Linked DNA regions of Homo sapiens: region 1 is linked to region 2. A link is a loop called in an ENCODE intact Hi-C map of the cell type or tissue named here. Cell type or tissue: body of pancreas. All regions are shown on one strand. Links, peaks and the distances in the headings refer to the core of each region. The heading gives the core; the rest is flanking DNA.

Region 1 (10,232 bases), core at 1,193-9,192, 210 kb before region 2:
ATAGATGTAAATGTAATACCTAATGCTACAAAATTTCTAGAAGAAAATACACGAATAAAATCTTTGTGACCTTGGGAAGCAAATATTTCTTGTATACAACACAGAAAGCACAATTCATTTAAAAAAAACCAGCTTGAACTATATCAAAACTAAGAACTTTTCTTTGAAAGGCTTTGTTAAGAGAAAGAAAAAACAGGCCATAGACTAGAAGAAAATATTTGTAACATGCATATCTGATAAAGGACTTGTATCCAGAGTATATGAAGAACTCTCAAACCTCAATAAGAAAGAAAATAATAACAAATGGGCCAAAAATTTGAAGAGATTCTTTGCTGAAGAAGACACACACTAGTGGCAAATACTACACACATGAAACGAGCTCAAAAATACCTGTTGAATAAATGAATTAATGAATGAGTTTTGGTCTTGCCAAAGGTACCCCACTACTTGATTAACTCTTTAGAATTCATTTTGATGATTAGTAATTAGAGCAAGTGAAAATTATTCCATTACAAATATACATAGTAAAGTCAGATAAAAAATAAGTTATATGGACTTCTATCTTATGTTCCTTCCTTCTAGTAGGGCAAGTAATTTTTTTTTTTTTTTTTTTTTTGAGATGGAGTCTTGCGCTGTCACCCAGACTGGAGTGCAGTGGCGCGATCTCGGCTCACTGCAAGCTCCGCCTCCCTCGTTCACGTCATTCTCCTGCTTCAGCCTCCCAAGTAGCTGGGACTACAGGCGCCCGCCACTACGCCCGGCTAATTTTTGTGTATTTTTAGTAGAGACGGGGTTTCCCCGTGTTAGCCAGGACGGTCTCGATCTCCTGACCTCGTGATCCGCCTGTCTCGGCCTCCCAAAGTGCCGGGATTACAGACATGAGCCACCGGGCCCGGCCCATGGGCAAGTAATTTTTTTAAAGTTATCTGCATTAAGATAAACACAAGAAGGCCAGGCGCGGTTGCTCACACCTGTAATCCCAGCACTTTGGGAGGCCGAGGCGGACGGATCACGAGGTCAGGAGATGGAGACCTTCCTGCCTAACACGGTGAAACCCAGGCTCTACTAAAAATACAAAAACAAAATTAGCTGGGCGTGGTGGCGGGTGCCTGCAGTCCCAGCTACTTGGGAGGCTGAGGCAGGAGAATGGCGTGAACCCGGGAGGCGGAGCTTGCAGCGAGCCCAGATCCCACCACTGCACTCCAGCCTGGGCGACAGAGCGAGACGCTGTCTCAAAAAAAAAAAAAAAAAAAAAAAAGATAAACACAAGAAGATATGCCACAGGACTTCACAGGACTTCTTACGGTATTTCTTTTTTTCTTTTTTTTTTGAGACAAAGTCTTGCTCTGTTGCCTAGGCTGGAGTGCAGTGGCATGATCTCGGCTCACTGCAACCTCCACCTCCCAGGTTCAAGCGAGTCTCCCGCCTCAGCCTCCCGAGTAGCTGGGACTATAGGCGCGCCACCACGCCAGGCTAATTTTTGTATTTTTAGTTGAAATAGGGTTTCACCATGTTGTCCAGGATGGTCTCGATCTCCTGACCTTGTGTTCCGCCCTCCTCGGCCTCCCAAAGTGCTGGGATTACAGGCATGAGCCACTAAGCCCGGCCTCTTATGGTATTTCTAAATATAAAATGATACTATAGTGCAAAGTTCAATGGAGTCAAACAATTTAGTAACGGTCAATTTGATGTGGTCCCTGTCCTAAGCTTTCTGAAGACCTGGCTTAATGCAGGGATGGACTTAGCCTATGTAGATAAGATTACAAAAATGACAAGTCCCCATTAAAATATTCCTCTCTCAGACTTGGTGGATACTCAGTATCAGTGAGTTCAAGATAATTCTAACAGACAAATACTCAGAATATAGATGGATATCTATTAATGACCTTAATAAGGAAATGTGTCTGAGATTATTACTCAAATACCACAACTTGGCTACAGAATGAGTTTGTGCTTTGTTTCAATGCTAAGAGTTAATTTCCTTGGTTCTCTTTCTCAACACTAAGTTGGGTGCAGTGACTCATGCCCATAATTCCAGCTACTCAGGAGGTAGTACTGAATTTGTGGAAAGTATTAAAAGTTGCTCTCGGCTGGGCACAGTGGCTCACGCTTGTAATCCCAGTACTTTGGGAGGCCGAGGTGGGTGGATCACGAGGTCAGGAGATCGATACCATCCTGGCTAACATGGTGAAACCCCATCTCTACAAAAAATTAGCTGGGCGTGGTGGCGGGCACCTATGGTCCCAGCCACTCGGGAGACTGAGGCAGGAGAATGGCGTGAACCCAGGAGGCGGAGCTTGCAGTGAGACAAGATCGCGCCACTGCACTCCAGCCCAGGCGACAGAGCGAGACTCTGTCTCAAAAAAAAATTTTAAAAAGTTGCTCTTACATTTATTTTTCTTGAAGATTGATGATATTTAGAGCCCTTTGAGATTATGTACTTGGTCTCCATTGTGTCATATTTTAAATTTTAATTTTCAGCCTATCTTCTGGCAGAGTAAGAATCTTGAATAGTCTCATTAAAACATGGATTGGGTTTTCTTTCCATTTATTTATTTTTTCTTTTTCCTAAAGTGGAATAAAGGGTATTGTATTGACCTGTTCCCCAGCCAGTTCCAAAGGCTATCGGTTTGCTTTAAAGTGTTTCTGGCTGGGCACAGTGACTCTCACCTGTAATCCCAGCACTTTGGGAGGTCGAGGCGGGTGGATCATCTGAGGTCAGGAGTTCAAGAACATCCTGGTCAACATGGCGAAACCCCATCTCTACTAACAATACTAAAAGGCCGGGCGCGGTGGCTCATGCCTGTAATCCCAGCACTTTGAGAGGCCGAGGCGGGTGGATCACGAGGTCAGGAGATTGAGACCATCCTGGCTAACACGGTGAAACCCCGTCTCTACTAAAAATACAAAAAAATCAGCTGGACGTGGTGGCAGGTGCCTGTAGTCCCAGCTACTCGGGAGGCTGAGGCAGGAGAATGGCGTGAACCCGGGAGGTGGAGCTTGCAGTGAGCAGAGATCTGCCCACTGCACTCCAGCCCGGGTGACAGAGCAAGACTCTGTCTCAATAAATAAATAAATAAATAAATAAATAAATAAATAAATAAATAAATATAAAAATACTAAAAATTAGCTGGGTGTGGTGGGGGGGCACCTGTAATTCCAGCTACTTGGGAGGCTGAGGCAGGAAAATTGCTTGAACCTGGGAGACGGAGGTTGCAGTGAGCCGAGATCGTGCCATTGCACTCCAGCCTGGGCGACAGGGCAAGACTGTGTCTCAAATAAATAAATAAATAAAAAATAAAGTGTTTAAGAAATTCAGAGGTCGTCAGATCTTTGCATTTATAAGCATGTTCTGAGTACTGTTATGAGACAGCATGCTAAAGTTCCAAGATATAGTCTGGTTGATAGTCTATTTGTCTGGATGAGAAAACTATGTGTAACCACCAGCAGAAGTTCCCTTAGCAAGGTCCAAAGTTATGCAAAACTTGCTAGAGGCTGGAGGCAGGATGAGAGTTGTGGGAGCAGGGTGAGTCCAAAGTTGTATGGTAAAAGAGGCCATCCTCCAAATGTGAGGTCTTTAATCACATCTATGCATCCAAATTCAGGAATTTAGTGACTTCAGCTCACTGGAAATGATGGACTACAAATTGTTGCACCATGATGTCTAGCTATTGGTGCATTGCCTTTTATTTTACTATAATTAATTAATTTATGTTTAGAGTCAGGGCCTTGTTCTGGTGCCCAGGCTGGAGTGCAGTGGCAGAATCACAGCTCACAACAGCCTCGAACTCCTGGGCTCAAGCCACTCCCTGGTTGCCCACTGCCTCACACCCTCCTGAATAGCTGGGATTACAGGCATGAGCCACTGCATCCAGCTTGGTGCACTGCCTTTTAAAGCTGCAGATATTAATGTAAAAGAGCAGGTGAGCAAAGACTCAACTGGAAGTATCACCAAGCTTCATTCAATTTCACTACAGGAAGAATGATCAGGATAGGTACATATGAATTGAAGTGTGTGTCCTTTTAGGGACAAAAAATAGAGAAAAATGCAAATAAGCTAAATTTTCTTTCATTGGTAATACTTGGCCCCATTCTTACTAGCTAACCTTATCTTAGGCTCCAACATATGTAAGTTTCCTGGATATTAATTCCCAGCTCACTGAATTGTCGCTATTACTGGAATTCAACAGACCCTGTGGGTACTGGTCAGGCAGCAGTTTCTTCACTGCTAGTACCATGTTCAGTGTCACTATCAGAAACATGGAGAAAATATTAGAACCTACAAAACACAAGGTCCAAAGCAGCCACTGTGCTTAACAAATGTGATCGTTGTTTTTATTTTTGTGTTATTTAAATGTGTTTTATATATGTGTTGTATCTCTGTAATAGCTAGAACTGTGTGTCCAAAGTTTTTTGCAAACATCTTTTTTTTTTTTTTTTTTTTGAGATGGAGTCTCACTCCATCACCCAGGCTCGAGTACAGTGGCAAGATCTTGACTCACCACAACCTCTGCCTCCTGGGTTCAAGCGATTCTCCTGCCTCAGCCTCCCGAGTAGCAGGGATTACAGGTGCCTGCCACCACGCCTACCTAATTTTTGTATTTTTAGTAGAGACGGGGTTTCACCATGTTGGCCAGACTGGTCTCGAACTCCTGACCTCTGGTGATCTGCCCGCCTTGGCCTCCCAAAGTGCTGGGATTACAGATGTGAGTCACCGCGCCCAGCCTGCAAACATCTTATAACGGTGCAGGTCTCAAAAGGGTAATGACCACATTTGTTTCACAATATTGTTTATATAAATATATTATTAAATTGGCATTTAATCAGGGACTATATTTCCATTATCTAATAAAATAATATACTTTTCAAAGAGCTTTGAATCGGATAAAATTCTCTTTAGAATGTCATAGAAACCTCAGGTGGCATGGGGTAAATAACAAAAGGCCAGTTTGTCTCAAATATTTACCAAATGTCTACTGTGTGACAGAAACTAAAAAGGCAGTCAAAATTAACATTATAAGTAAAATACTGAACTAAGCTGAAGTACTGATGGAATTAATTGTAAATTTAACAGAATTAGTTAGGGATTGGACATAGACTATATTTTGTCCCAAGATTACTGTTACATGTACTTTTCCATCCAATTAGTTCAATGAGGTCACCAAACAAGATTTTAGACAAATTCTTCATGACTCACTCTCCTGAACTCTGACCTATCCCCTTGAAAACGATCAATCATGTTAAAGCCTTCTGTTAATTTTTTCCTTTTCAGAGTTTATATAAATAAAACGAATTCTTTGAAAGAGCCACTCTATTTTCAGGTAGAACATAAATGATATAAAAAACAAGTTGGGCAACAATGGTTAACATGGCATTATTGATCTTGGCAGTTAGCACGAGTATTTCTAAATGCTGTTTATTCTTCGCCTATCTCATATCTAAATTTTGAACTTGTTCTCTGCATTTTTATATTGTTTAATGAACCAGCTCTTTATTTTACAATTGGCATTTATCCTGCCTTTCCTATACAAACTATACCCCTTAGGTAACCAAAGAGTATATAGGGGATATTTTTCTTTAAAGTATTCTAGCTAATAAATGAAAAAGGAATGTAGAGCTAGAATACCACAGTTTTTTTCAGCCCCTAATGAATCACTGGATGTAGTACTGAGCATGCCTAAATATAGAAAGAGTGGACAATCAGATATTTTGTGCTTCCTGATAGAAAAGCACACCACACATGTATGGTATTTTTGCCAAAAAAATTCTCACCTGAATCTGATCAAACCTCTAGAGCCAGTTACCGATTTACAAACATACAGAATGCAGAGCACTTGTTAAGCTATGGCATTCCCATTGCAGGGATGCCATCAACAAAATCCAGACTATTGGAAATTCTACGGTACAAACAAATTACGAGAAAAAGAGATGAACAGATGTAGATATTAAAGGAGACTTAAAAGACACATCAAGCAACTGCAGTGTTAAAAAGAAAGACATAAACCTAATTGGAGAGCTGTATACTTATTTTATTTTTGTTTTGAGATGGAGTCTTGCTCTGTCGCCCAGGCTGGAGTGCAGTGGTGCCATCTTGGCTCACTGCAACCTCTGCCTCCCAGGTTCAAGCAATTCTCCTGTCTCAGCCTCCTGAGTAGCTGGGATTACAGGTGCCCAATACCACGCCCATTTAATTTTTGTATTTTTAGTAGAGATGGGGTTTCCCCATGTTAGACAGACTGGTCTCAAACTCCTGACCTCAGGTGATCCACCCAACTCGGCCTCCCAAAGTGCTGGGATTATTGGCATGAGCCACCGCACCTGGCCTACACTTATTATCTCTAAAGACATTAAGAAATCGGATTTTTAAGGTATTATAATGGTATTGTGATTGTGTTTTTTAAAAAAATCCTTGTCTTTAGAGATACATACTAAATTATTTATGGATAAATTATTATATCTGAGGTTTGCTTCAAAGTAATAGATGGAGGGAAAATAGGTAGGATATAGATGAAGCAAGATGGGTCATGAGTTGATAATTTTGAGGTAGATGATGAATGCATTGGGATTCATTATTATTCTGTCTTCTTTTGTATATGTTTGAAATGTTCTATAATTGAGAAAAATAAGTAAAATCACTGGAAGGCTCACACCTTATCTGCTCTTTAGACTTTAATACTAATAGCTGAAGGAAGACCAGTGACATACACTTGTATTTTCACTACTTGGGCAAACAATGCAGAAGAATTTCCCTTTCACTGTAACTGCAAAATTAACCTACAGATCTCTGAAGGCTGTCTTTAAGCCACTATGACAATCTTAATGAGCATAACATTTTGCTTCAACCCTACTCTTCTACCAATGCTGTAAAGCTCTCCTAGAGTCACGGTGGACCCATGTCATATAAGTGACTGACCCTCAATAAGTGAATAAATGACCTGAAGAAAGTGAATTTATCTGACAATTCTATAAAGATTCTTAAAGATAGGATTATTCAAAACAGCATGGTGTCCTGGAAAGAGTCCAACAGGCCTCAGGTTGAATCCTGGCTCTCCTACTTTCCAACTGCCTAACCATGTGACCCTGTGTACACTACTGAACGTCTCTGAGCCTGAGGTCCCTCACCTCTACAACGGGGCTAGTCACAGGACTATTGTGAGGATTAAATGAGCTACGTTGCAAGTTACCTAGCATAATTTTGGGCTTCTATTGGATACCCAATAGCTACCCGTAAATATCACATTTGAGCTTACAGAATGATGAAGTTATAAGCTGAGACTGCCTGCTGTGACTTCTGCACTAATTATAGGATGCCTTTAGTCAAAGCTTGTTCGACCCACAGCCCATGGGCCACATGCAGCCCAGGATGGCTTTGAATGTAAACTTTCCTAAAACATTATGGGATTATTTTGTGATTTTTTTTTTTTTTTAGCTCATCAGCTATCATTAGCGTTAGTATATTTTATGTATGGCCCAAGACCAATGTGGTCCACAGAAGTCAAAAGATTGGACACCCTGCTTTAGTCTCTGTTTCCTAGACATTGAAGAACTTGCTCAGGTTGTAACAATGCACATAATTGAGACCTGTACTCTTGAGTATCACTGAGACTCCTCATCTCTATTTCTTCTACAAGGTTAATCGACCAATTTACTAGAAAGATAAAATGTTAACTACATTGAGACTGTTCTTATTTTGTATCCTCATTTAATACCAATTAGGACAAATATAATAATGCATTAGCTATGTTTAAATAAGACTATATTTTCTGCTATTTTATTAGCCTGATGACTTCTTTTTTTTTTTTTTTTTTTGAGACGGAATTTCGCTCTTGTCGCCCAGACTGGAGTGCAATGGTGCGATCTCAGCTCACTGCAACCTCCCCCTCCTGGGTTCAAGCGATTCTCGTGCCTCAGCCTCCCGAGTAGCTGGGATTACAGGCACACACCACCACGCCCAGCTAATTTTTTTGTATTTTTAGTAGAGAAGGTGTTTCACCATGTTGGCCAGGCTGGTCTCAAACTCGTGATCTCGAGTGATCCACCCGCCTCAGCCTCCCAAAGTGCTGGGATTACAGGCATGAGCTACTGTGCCTGGCCACCTGATGACTTCTTAATACATTTAAATTCCTTGCTTTAGGGTGAAGTTGACAAAATTTTTGAGTAGATTATTTGTTGGCATACAGGGTTTTCATATTGAAGGCTTTTGTTCTTGATGACAATAGAAAGAAAATGCAGGACCAGTCAGTCTAAGGTGAAGCAAAGTCAAGGGAAGAGTCTACTAAATTTTGTGCATCCATGTAAATTTTATCACCAACTACATTCACAATAACATCTTCAATAATTTACAATAATGAAAAGAATTTGTGGTAGCACGAACTTGTAATCCTGGCTCCGCAGGATGCTAAGGCAGGAGGATCCCTTGAGCGCAGGAGTTCAGGACTCCATCTGGGCAACATAAGGAGATCCCATCTTGGCCAGGTGTGGTGGCTCACGCCTGTAATCCCAGCACTTTGGGAGGCCGAGGCAGGCAGATCCCTTGAGGCCGGGAGTTTGAGACCAGCCTGGCCAACATGGTGAAACCCCGTCTCTTCTAAAATACAAAAATTAGCCAGGCATGGTGGCATGCACCTGTAATCCTAGTATTTGGGAGGCTGAGGCAGGAGAATCACTTGAACACAGGAGGGAGAGGTTGCAGTGAGCTGAGATCGCACCACTGCACTCCAAGCTGAGCGACACAGCAAGACTCTGGATCAAAAAAAAAAAAAAAAAAGGAGATTCCCATCTCTAAAAAAAAAACCAACTTTACAATAATGTTGTAAAAATCATTTGTTACAGATCAGCCCAACTACAGGCCAAAAAATCATAGACTTCAAAATGATTAATTATGAGTTGCTAGTCTAGTCTCTTATTTACATTACTCTAATTCTAGCAGAAGAGGATGTGTGGCTTCACACTGCCACACCCCCCCACACTCACACTCACACAATCACACAATGGGGAATGGAAAGGGGGAGTCCATGCAGTGTGCCCTCCTTGAGACCTAAATGGTTGCATTTTTATCAGCATTTTCTCTCCTTCTTCAGTTGAATTCTAGGCTTCAAGTTTGCTGTAGAGTAGGTTTGCAACAAAAATAGGCTGGAGGACTACTGTGTGGGGTTAATCTTGGAGGGGTACACCTGGGAAAGGAACAGCCACTCTGTGGTATGGATTGGGATGGCTATCGCAGGTCATGCCGAGGGACTGCCTTCCTTGTGAAGTACACTATCCCACTTTATGCCCGTGCTACTTGCCATGAATACATTTTAAAAAAAAATTTAAAAAGAAATCAACAAAGACAATTTAAGTAAAATAGCATCTGTGAAAGACAAAATGGTAAAGTGCAAGAATGCGTAAATAAGATCAGTTAAGTGAGCATAACAAAAAGATGAAAGATAAAGTCCAATGGCTACAAGGGTACAAAGTAATGGCCCCCATTAGATTTTTTAAACTAGGATAACTGCAGCTGACCAGTAAACATCACATAAAAATGTTCTGCCAGGACCCGGATTCCTTAGGACTGAGGTCCTCAAAGGCATAGCAACAGAGCAGGGACCAGTGGCCATGGTGTCAACAAACACATGGATCTCTATCTATAGGATTTGGTCTGCATCCTCACTACAATCCCTGATGATTCACACTTTCCAGACACACTGGCTAACTTCCTGTTCCTCAAAGAAGCCTGATTTTTCTGTCTCGAAGTGTTTCCATTTGCTATCTTCTCCTGGAAGGATTTCCCCTAGATCTTCTCATGGCTTCATGGCTGGCTTGTTTTCATCAATGGATCTCAATTTAGATATTATGTGCTTAGAGGGGCCTTTCCTGACCATCCTATTTAGAGTGTTCTCCCCAAGGAAAGGACACCTACTTCAATAAAGGGTGCAGGAGAAACTGGATAACCATATGTCAGAGAATGAAACTGGACTCCTACCTCTCACCATGTACAAAAATTAACCAAGATGGATTAAAGACCTAAGTGTAAGACCTGAAACTTCAAAAATCCTAGAAGAAAACCTGGGAAAAAACTCTTTTAAAAGACACTGGCCTAGGCAAATAATTTATGACCAAGTCCTCAAAAGCAAACACAACAAAAACAAAAAATAGACAAATGGGACTTAATTAAACTAAAAGGCTTCTGCACTGCAAAAGAAATAACCAACAGATTAAACAGACAACCTACAAAATAGAAAAACAATTTG
Region 2 (10,232 bases), core at 727-8,726:
GTTGATGGACATTTACATTGTTTCTGTATCTTGGCTATTGTGAATAAGGATGCAGTGAGTATGGGAATGCAGGTATCGCTTCAACATCCTGATTTCAATTATTTTGGATACGTGCTCAGAAGTGGGATTGCTGGATCATATAGTATTTCTGTTTTTAATTTTTTTTTTTCTTTGAGATGGAGTCTCACTCTGTGGCCCAGGCTGGAGTGCAATGGCACGATCTCGGCTCACTGCAACCTCCGCCTCCTGGGTTCAAGCAATTCTCCTGCTTCAGCCTCCTGAGTAGCTGGGATTACAGGCACCTGCCACCATGCCTGGCTAATTTTTAGTTGTATTTTTAGTTGTGACGAGGTTTCACCACGTTGGCCAGGCTGGTCTCGAACTCCTGACCTCAGGTGATCCACCCACCTCGGCTTCCCAAAGTGCTGGGATTACAGGTGTGAGCCACCGTGCCCAGTGTAATTTTTTTTTGAGAAACCTCCATAAAGACAAGTAAACATAATGTAATATTCTAGGTGAGCTACTGGAACAGAAATTGGACATAAGGCAATTTATTCAGATACTAAGGAAATCTGAATAAAGTATGGACTTTAGTTAATGATAATGTATTGATATTGCTTCATTTGTTGTGACAAATGTAGCATAGGAATGTAAGATGCTTGACAATGGGGAAACTGGCTGCAGGATATAGGGCAATTCTCTGTACTATCTTTGGAATTTTTCTGTAAATCTAAAACTATTCTAAAATTAACAAGTTTATTTCAAACTTTTAAATGGCATACACCAAAATGTTAGCAGTGGTGAGATATGTGATTTTTATTATGTCTTCTAATATTATGTTGTTATGTATTACTTATAAAGTGAAATAATAAAGTGGATCAGTAAAGAAAAAATTACCTGATATGCTTTAATATTTTCTTTAGTATTTACTTAGCTGTTCATTGTTAAAATTGCTCACAAGTCATTAGGTATTAATAAGAGCTCAATGGCTGGGTGTGATCACTGACGCCTGTAATCTAGGTGGGTGGATCACTTGAGGTCAGTTCGAGACCAGCCTGGCCAACATGGTGAAACCTCGTCACAACTAAAATTACAACTAAAAATTAGCCAGGCGTGGTGGCAGTTGCCTGTAATCCCAGCTACTCAGGAGGCTGAGGCAGGAGAATTGCTTGAACCCGGGAGGTGGAAGTTGCAATGAGCCGAGATGGTGCCACTGCACTCCAGCCTGGGCGACAGAGCGAGACTCTGCCTCAAGGAAAAAAAAAAAAAAAAAAGGCCAGACGCGGTGGCTCACGCCTGTAATCCCAGCACTTTGGAAGGCCAAGACAGGCTGATCACCTGAGGTCAGGAGTTCAAGACCAGCCTGGCTAACGTGGTGAAACTTCGTCTCTACTAAAAATACAAAAATTAGTCCGGCGTGGTGCTGGGTTCCTGTGATCCCAGCTACTCAGGAGGCTGAGGCAGGAGAATTGCTTGAACCTAGGAGGTGGAGGTTGCAGTGAGCTGAGATCGTGCCACTGCACTCCAGCTTGGGCAAAAAAGTGAGACTCCGGCTCAAAAAAAAAAACCAAAAAAACAACAAAAAAAAACGGTCAAGTGGAATTCAAATTCCTAGTTTCCTAATCAAGGAAACCATAAATTGTCAAAACACTGATTTTCTTAATAAGACAGGCTATTGTAAATTGTTTTCAGAATTGCAGTATCATAGAACACTGCTACCTTGTGATGATTCATGGTATAGCAGATAAATCATGCTCAGATTCTTTTTTTTTTTTTTACTTTTTCTAAAAGATTTTTCTTATACTGGTATCTTCTAAGTAATAATTGTGACAAATGTATTTAGCCTGAACCAACATCAATTAAAAAAAACAAAAAACACCAGTAACTGGCTACTCTACAGAACTGACTGCAAAGGAGATGAGAATTCTCACCCAGGTAAACTCTTATATGAGTATGTGGAGGTTTATTCTTAGAATTATAACCATATGAAACGTATTTTGAATTTAGGAGTAAAATTTGAACATGAGATTATATAATAGTTGATACGTTTCTTTAGAAAATAATTTAACCCACAAACACGTCATTTGATGGTAGTTGGATCAGAGTTGGGAGCTGAGGGAAAAGCTAGAGAGTACAGCATACTAAAAAATGAATTGAACCGTGAATGTTCTGGTCCTTCAGTCACTGACTGAGTGTCAGGTCCACACACTTGGCATTGAGGCTTGGTAGGGAATTCAAGCATGAGATGGAAGTCTGGACTTGCTAAGGAAAGACCCTTTACCCTACAATTCTGGGATGGTGTCCAATCACAAATCAGTCCTTAAGTGGAGAGATGGGACAGCTAACTTCAAATACTGGAAGGGTTAACATGTAGGAGGGAAAAGTAAATCTTCTCTATGGCCCTATACGATTAGAAACACTTTTTTTTTTTTTTTTTTTTGAGACAGAGTCTTGCTCTGTCAGCCAGGCTGGAGTATAGTGGCACGATCTCAGCTCACTGCAACCTCTATCTCCCAGGCTCAAGCAATTCTCCTGCCTCAGCCTCCTGAGTAGCTGGGATTATAGGCGTGTGCCACCACACCTGGCTAATTATTGTATTTTTAGTAGAGACGGGGTTTCACCATGTTGGCCAGGCTGGTCTCGAACTCCTGACCTCAGGTGATCTGCCCGCCTCAGCCTCCCAAAGTGCTGGGATTACAGGCGTGAGCCACTGCGCCAGGCCAGAATCACTTTCAATTGCAAGTGGAAATGAAAATCAAAGGACTAAGCAAAAAAAGGAATTTTCTGACCCTTGTCATTGAAGAGACTGGGAATAGATACCTGCGTGGCTCTGTCCAGATGCTCCAGTGCTGACATCTGGAAACTATGTCAGTCCCTCCCAGCTCTGTGTTCTTCCTTGTTCCTTTTCAGGAAGGCTGTCCCTGTGCAGCAAAGCTGGCCCCCAGCCACTCTGGGCCTTCATGGTACTGCTAAGTGTCCCTAGCAGAAGGGGAGTTTGTCTTTCCCAGTAGCTTGGAATCATGTTGCCATCTGTGTAAGCCACGCTGAGACTCTGAGTGGCTCACATGCCCATCTCTGAAACTGAGCCACATAGCCAAGTGGGTCAGGGGTGTCTGCCCAAAGAAAACTGGGGGAAGGGCCAGGCACGGTGGCTCATGCTTCTAATCCCAGTACTATGGGAGGCCGAGAGGCGGGCAGATCATTTGAGATCAGGAGTTTGAGACCAGTCTGGCCAATATGGTGAGACCCCATCTCTACTAAAAACACAAAAATTAGCCGGGCGTAGTGGTGCGTGCCTGTGATCCCAGCTGCTTGGGAGGCTGAGGCAGAAGAATCGTTTGAACCAGGGAGACGGTGGCTGCAGTGGGCCGATATCGTGCCACTGCACTCCAGCCTGAGTGACAGAGTGAGACTCCATCTCAAAAACAAACAAACAAAAAACTGGGGGAATACCTGACAGGGCAGGTAGATGCTGGACGGGCAAAAATAAGAGGTCCACTACAGATCACAATGGGTAAAACTCGGGAACTGCAAAGTGACATATTACCATTCAATAGAAGGAGGGCAGTTTCAGCAATCAGACCCATCTCAAGCTGGGATTGGAGGAGGTAGTGAGTTCTGTCACAGGAGGTTCCAAGCAAACACTTGCACTTCTAAAGTTTCTAAGAATTCAAACTGCCGATGGACTCTATCTAAGGATTGATTTGTGGCTGGATGCCACATTGCTTCCCTCTGTCTCCACTGCTGTCCACTTCTCCAATACACCATCACAGCTTAACTGTGCAAACTGAATATGCCCCCTAACTTGTCTCACTGCCTGCCTCCCACTTGCCTCTCTACAATTCATTCTCCAGAGAGCAGGTGGAAGAAACAGTCATTTATTCATTCAATAAATATTTATTGTGCACCTGGTATATGCCGGGCACTGTTTCAGGGATAGATATATGAGCAACCAAGACAGACATAAATCTCTGCCTTCAGGGAGCTTACATTCCAGTGGGGGAAGCAGAAAATAAACAGAAAGTGGTAAAATATAGTATATATTAAGAAGAAAATTAAGCCAAGGGGTATGCATGAAGTGTCAGCAGTGGAGTAGTAGAGGGTGTCTAGAGAAGGCTTCACTGAGAAAGTGATGTTTTGAATAAAGACTAAAAGGAAGTGAAGAATCGAGCTATATGTTGAGTGCTACAATTTTTTGTTCAATGTGGTATCATTTAAGGCTGAATAGTCTTCCGTTATGTATTATGTATATCTTGTCATTTGCAACATGGATGAACCTGGAGGGCATTATGTTAAGTGATAATAAACCAGATATAGAAAGACAAATATCAGGCCAGGCGCAGTGGCTCAGACCTGTAATTCCAGCACTTTGAGAGGCCCAGGGAGGCGGATCACTTGAGGTCAGGAGTTCAAGACCAACCTAGCCAATATGGTGAAACCCCGTCTCTACTAAAAATACAAAAATCATCAGGGTGTGGTGATGAGCACCTGTAATCCCAGCTACTCAGAATGCTGAGGTTTGAGAATCACTTGAACCTGGGAGGTGGAGTTGGAGTTTGCAGTGAGCCAAGATTGCACCATTGCACTCCAGCCTGAGCAACAAAGTGAGGCTCCATCTCAAAAAAAAAAAAAAAAAAAAGACAATCACCACATTATCTCATTTATATGTGGAGTGTGAAAAAGTTAAACTCATAGAAATAGATAGTAAAATGGTGGTTACCAGAGGCTGGGGGGTGCGATGACTTGGGAGATGTTGGTCAAAGGATACAAAATTTCAGTTAGATAGGAGAATAAATTGAAGAGATTTATTGTTCATCATGGTGACTATAATTGATAACGCTATACCGTACACCTGAAAAGTACTGAAACAGTAGATTTTGTGTTCTCAGCACATACACAAAAGTGGTAAGTATGTGAGGTAATGCTTATGTTAAATAACTTGATTAAGCATTACACAATGTATACATGTATCAAAATATTATATGGTATAACACAAATATATACAATTTTTACTTATCAATTTTAAAAAATAATTTTTTGTTTTTTTACTTTTTTATATTTTATTTTTTTCTATTTTTTATTTTTTTGAAAAAAAAATTTAAAAATTTAAATGTAGTATAGTTTATTACCATCATTATTCTTTTTCATGTTCAGATTATTTCAAATTGAGCTAGTAGATACATCTTTAAACTTAGGAAGAAAAAAAGGTCAAATTTTAATTTTTTTCATATGGTTACTCATTATGTCATTTGTCAAATAGTTTGTATTTTTCCAAGTGCAAAATTTGAAGTAGTGTTAGAAAACAATATTTTTCTTTTTTTTTTTTTCCCCCAGAGATGGAGTTTTGCTCTTGTCCCCTAAGCTGGAGTACAATGGTACGATCTCGGCTCACTGCAATCTCTGCCTCCCAGCTTCAAGAGATTCTCCTGCTTCAGCCTCTCAAGTAGCTGGGATTACAGGCACCCACCACCATGCCCAGCTAATTTTTTTATTTGTAGTAGAGACAGGATTTCACCATGTTGGCCAGGCTGGTCTCAAACTCCTGATTTCAGGTGATCCACCCATCTCAGCCTCCCAAAGTGCTGGGATTACAGTCATGAGCCACCACACCCGGCCTGAAAACAATATTCTGACAGTACACCCTCAGTGGCATATAATCTAAGGACAAATTAAATTGAAAAGAAATCTTGAATTTAGGATAAAATGAGAAAGCCTAACATAGGTCTAAATAAATTCTAAGCAGCAGAAAGAATAAAGGAGAGACTATTTTTGCAAAATCATGGCTATTTTCTACAACTAGTTAAAGACATAAATCCACAGATCTAAGAAGCACAGATAATACCAAGCAGGGCAAGTAAGAAGATATTCACATCTAGACACAAAGTAGTAAAACTGTAGAGTGCCAGAACAAAGCAAACTTAAAAGTACCAGAGAGAAAAGAGAGATGACCTACAAAGGAGTGGCAATTAAACCACAGCAGACTTCTCAAAAGTAAAAATGGATGCTGGAAGATGAAATGAACATTTCTGTTCAAACGAAAATTTCCCCTCATGGTACTGAGAAGTAATAACTCTCAAACTACTAGAATTGTACCTAAGAAAACCATGTTGCAAGAGCAAGGACAAATAGAGATTTTTTAAAAATAAAAACAAAGCCGGGCACAGTGGCTCATGTCTGTAATCCCAGCACTTTGGGAGGCTGAGGTGGGTGGATCATGAGGTCAGGAGATCGAGACCATCCTGGCTAACAAAGTGAAACCCCGTCTCTACTAAAAATACAAAAATTTAGCTGGGCGTGGTGGCGGGCACCTGTAGTCCCAGCTACTCGGGAGGCTGAGGCAGGAGAATGGCGTGAACCCAGGAGACCGAGCTTGCAGTGACCCGAGATCGTACCATTGCACTCCAGCCTGGGTGACACAGCAAGACCCCGTCAAAAAAAATAAATTAAAACAAAAACAAAAAGCAAGTGCAACATTTTACCACGAACAGACCTACTGTAAAGGAACTTCTAAAGGCTATACTTTAGGATGAAGGAAGGTAATCCCAGGAGGAAGGTCTGAGGTACAGAAAGATAAGATGAGCAAAGACATCATCACATGTATCAATGTACAAATACTCTGAATGTAAAATAACAGACCAATCTATAGGGTTATAAATATAAACTAAAATATTAGATGACATTAGCACATAAATTGAATGGGTAATCTGAATTAAAGAATTATAAAGTCCTTGTAGTGCTCAGTGGCTTGGTGAAATAGGATCTTTAACCTTTGCTGGGTGTGCATGATACATTTTAAGACTACCTTGGACTTTCCTTGCCCCAGTCATGGAATCAGCCACTTCTCCAAGGAGTTCTGTTTCCTTTAAGTAAATAATAGTATTACAAAACCGGGACTTGGGTGTTAATCTGTTCACTGTTACTGTAGTGTCATTGTTTCTAGATCCTTTCAGTGAACAGAGCTAGGAAGCACTTTTTAGTAAGTCATGTGTTAATCTTGCTACCTCCAAGTCAAAACTGACACCACAGATTCTTCCTCTTCTTTCTCCATTCTACATCTTTATCTCTCTTCTCCCAAATAAGAACTCTGATTTTCAACAGTATCAATATTTGCTTGATTCTACCATATAGATAAATTTTACTAGAACTGCAGCTGGCCAGGCATGGTGGCTCATGCCTGTAATCCCAGCACTTTGGGAGGCCGAGGTGGGTGGATCAGCTGAGGTCAGGAGTTCAAGATCAACCTGACCAATATGGTGAAACCCCATCTCTACTAAAAATACAAAAATTAGATGGGCACGGTGGTGTGTGCCTGTAGTCCCAGCTACTCGGGAGGCTGAGGCAGGAGAATTGCTTGAACTCGGGAGGTGGAGGTTGCAGAGAGCCGAGATCACACCACTGCACTCCAGCCTGGGCGACAGAGTGAAACCCCATCTCAAACAAAAAAAAGAACTACTGTAGCAATGCATTATCAACAACAAATCTACTTCTTAGAATTTATTTAGACCCATGTTAGACTTTATTTTATCCATCGTATCTCTTAATTTCTCATTAGTATTTCTCATCTTCTTATCTTTTATATGCTATATTCTAGGTACTTTCTGCAGATTTTGTGCCAATTCCCTAATTCTTTCTTTTGTTCTAATATAACATGTAACTCATTTTTAAAGTTTCAATAGTTACGTTTCTTTCTAACAGTTTATTTAATTCTTTTTCTAATATTCCTGATTGATTTCTGTTCATTTTTGCTATTCCTTCTTCTATTTCTGTATATATTTCATACATAGCTATTTTGTATTCAAGCTGATTTTTCCAATTTCAGAAATCCTGGAAAGTCTGAATAATTGTTGCTTTTTCTAGATTCTCATTTGACGGTGTTCATTCCTCTGTGGTCATGAGCTCATATTTTTTGAAAAACCTAGAGGCCTAAGTTGAGGATGCCTTCTTCAGAGATGATTGTGTTTGTTTCCTTTGGGATCCAGATGATGCTCCTGACCTGGGACCACTTTGACCCCTTCTAAGCTCCCCTGGTTGATTTTCTAGTCCCTGGTCCAGCTCAGCCCTATTGCCACGGGTCCAAGGCTTCGTCAGCTGGTTGAAATGCTGAAATGGGATTTGCCTTTGGGCCACCTTTGCCTTTCAGGTACGTTCACTGCTCTGCTCAGATATTAGGTACTTTTTAGAAGGGGTTAGGAGTGCTTGGAGAATTTTTATTCTTCTATTGTGAAACGTGACAAAAAATATGTTTTGTGCATGCTCTACTTGTTTTAAAACAGAAGAGTTCTTCAGAAGGAATAAATGCTGTTTGTCCTCTTTTTGTTTTCTCTCTCTTTCCTTCCTTCCTTTCTCTTTCTCTTTCTTTTGGGAAACCTACCTTTCCTCATTCTGAAATATCATTTTTCTGAGGGATCTCCTACTACTTCCCTGACTTTTCTTTTTTCAGTCTGTCTCTTCCTCACCCCTACTCTTTCTTTCTCCACTCTTTAGAGGATGGAGTTTTCCAGAATCCCATCCCTTCTTTCTTCTTACTGTTTATTTCATCTATATCCATGATTTCATCCACAGTATCCCAACATATCTGTATTTCTAGCTCTAAAAGAACCCTAAGTTGCAAATCTATATTACAAACTCCCTTCTTGTAATCTGCATAAGGATTTTTCTCAATTCAAAAATTTCAAAACTGGGCTTGTTATCTCTCACATCCTCCATCCCTAAATCAGCTCCTCCTCTATTATTTTCCAACTTGGTCATGGATACCACTATCCACCAGTCATCTAAGCCTGATGGTCCTGCCGATTTTAACTCCTAAACATCCCTTGAATTCTGTCTTTCTCTGTCCTATTTCCATCATCACTGCTAGAGTTGGATCCTTATCATTTCTTCCCAGTCAGTTGGGAGAAAGACTCCCAATCTTTCTCTTGCCTCCAGACTTGCAGCTCAAATCCACCCTACCCACTGCTCCTCTTGGGATCTTTCTGAAATGCAAATGTGAACATGTCACTCTTCTGTGGGAGATTCTTCACTGGTCTTCCTCATTGACACATGTTAAAGCTTAGGCTTCATAACTGGGTATATAAAGCTGCTATGACCTATCTAACTTATGCTTTTTACTTTGCCTGCCTACTTCACTTATTTATTGGAGAGCAATGAATCTTTTATTTATTATTATTATTATTGAGACGGAGTTTTGCTTTTGCTGCCCAGGCTGGAGTGCAATGGTGTGATCTCAGCTCACTGCAACCTCCGCCTCCTGGGTTCAAGCTATTCTCCTACCTCAGCCTCCCAAGTAGCTGGGATTACAGGCATGCGCCACCACGCCTGGCTAATTTTTTGTAGTTTTAGCATTTTAGTAGAGATGGGGTTTCTCCAGGTTGGTCAGACTGGTCTCAAACTCCCGACCTCAGGTGATCCGCCCACCTCGGCCTCCCAAAGTGCTGGGATTACAGGCATGAGCCACCGCGCCTGGCCATTTATTATTATTATTATTTTGAGACAGAGTCTTGCTCAGTCACCCAGGCTGGAGTGCAGTGGCACGTTCTCCGCTCACTGCAACCTCTGCCTCCTGGGTTCAAGTGATTCTCCTGCCTCAGCCTCCCGAGTAGCTGGGATTACAGGCATGTGCCACCACACCCAGATATTTTTTGTATTTTTAGTAGAGATGGGGTTTCACCATGTTGGCCAGGCTGGTCTTGAACTCCTGACCTCAGGTGAGCCACTCACCTGGGCCTCCCAAAGTGCTGGGATTACAGGCATGAGCCACTGAGCCCCGTCTGTTTTTAAATGTTTATTTCAATAGCTCTTGGGGTACAAGTGGTTTTTTGTTACATAGATGAATTATATAGTGGTGAATTCTGAGATTTTAGTGCACCCATCATCTGAGTAGTGTATATGGTACCTAGTGCATAGTTTTTTTTATCCCTAGGCTCTCTCCCATCCTCCCCTTTCTGAGTCTCCAAAGTCCATTATTTCACTGTGTATGCCTTTGCATACTCATAGCTTGGCTTTTGCTTATAAGTGAGAACATACAGTTTTTGGTTTTCCACGCCTGTATTACTTTGCGTAGAATAAGGACCTCCCACTCTTCCAAGTTGTTGCAAAAGACATTATTTCATTCTTTTTTTGTGACTGAGTAGCAGCCTATGGTGTATATATACCACATTTTCTTTATCCACTCATTAGTCAATGGGCACTTAGATTGGTTCCACATCTTTGCAATTGTGAATTGTGCTGCCATA

Evidence for each region. Hi-C counts contacts between places; a loop is a spot of excess contacts. Peaks named below come from ENCODE experiments on the same cell type or tissue, not always from the same donor. Only the 100,000 strongest peaks of a DNase experiment are listed, where the experiment ranks them.
Region 1: a loop joins it to region 2, with 3 times the contacts of the local background. A loop is called at or near these places in 20 of 110 quality-filtered maps.

The regions. Positions count from the first base shown.
Region 1 is chr6:11,050,344-11,060,575 of GRCh38, reverse strand. All of the region lies in intron 3 of ELOVL2-AS1 (ELOVL2 antisense RNA 1), which reads right to left. Among named protein-coding and RNA genes, the nearest start is that of ELOVL2, 11 kb to the right of the region's middle. In body of pancreas, for the core only: no CTCF peak of the experiment used is centred there; no DNase peak of the experiment used is centred there; H3K27ac peaks cover 2,928 bases.
Region 2 is chr6:10,839,334-10,849,565 of GRCh38, reverse strand. No RefSeq gene overlaps it. Among named protein-coding and RNA genes, the nearest start is that of MAK, 5.9 kb to the right of the region's middle. In body of pancreas, for the core only: no CTCF peak of the experiment used is centred there; no DNase peak of the experiment used is centred there.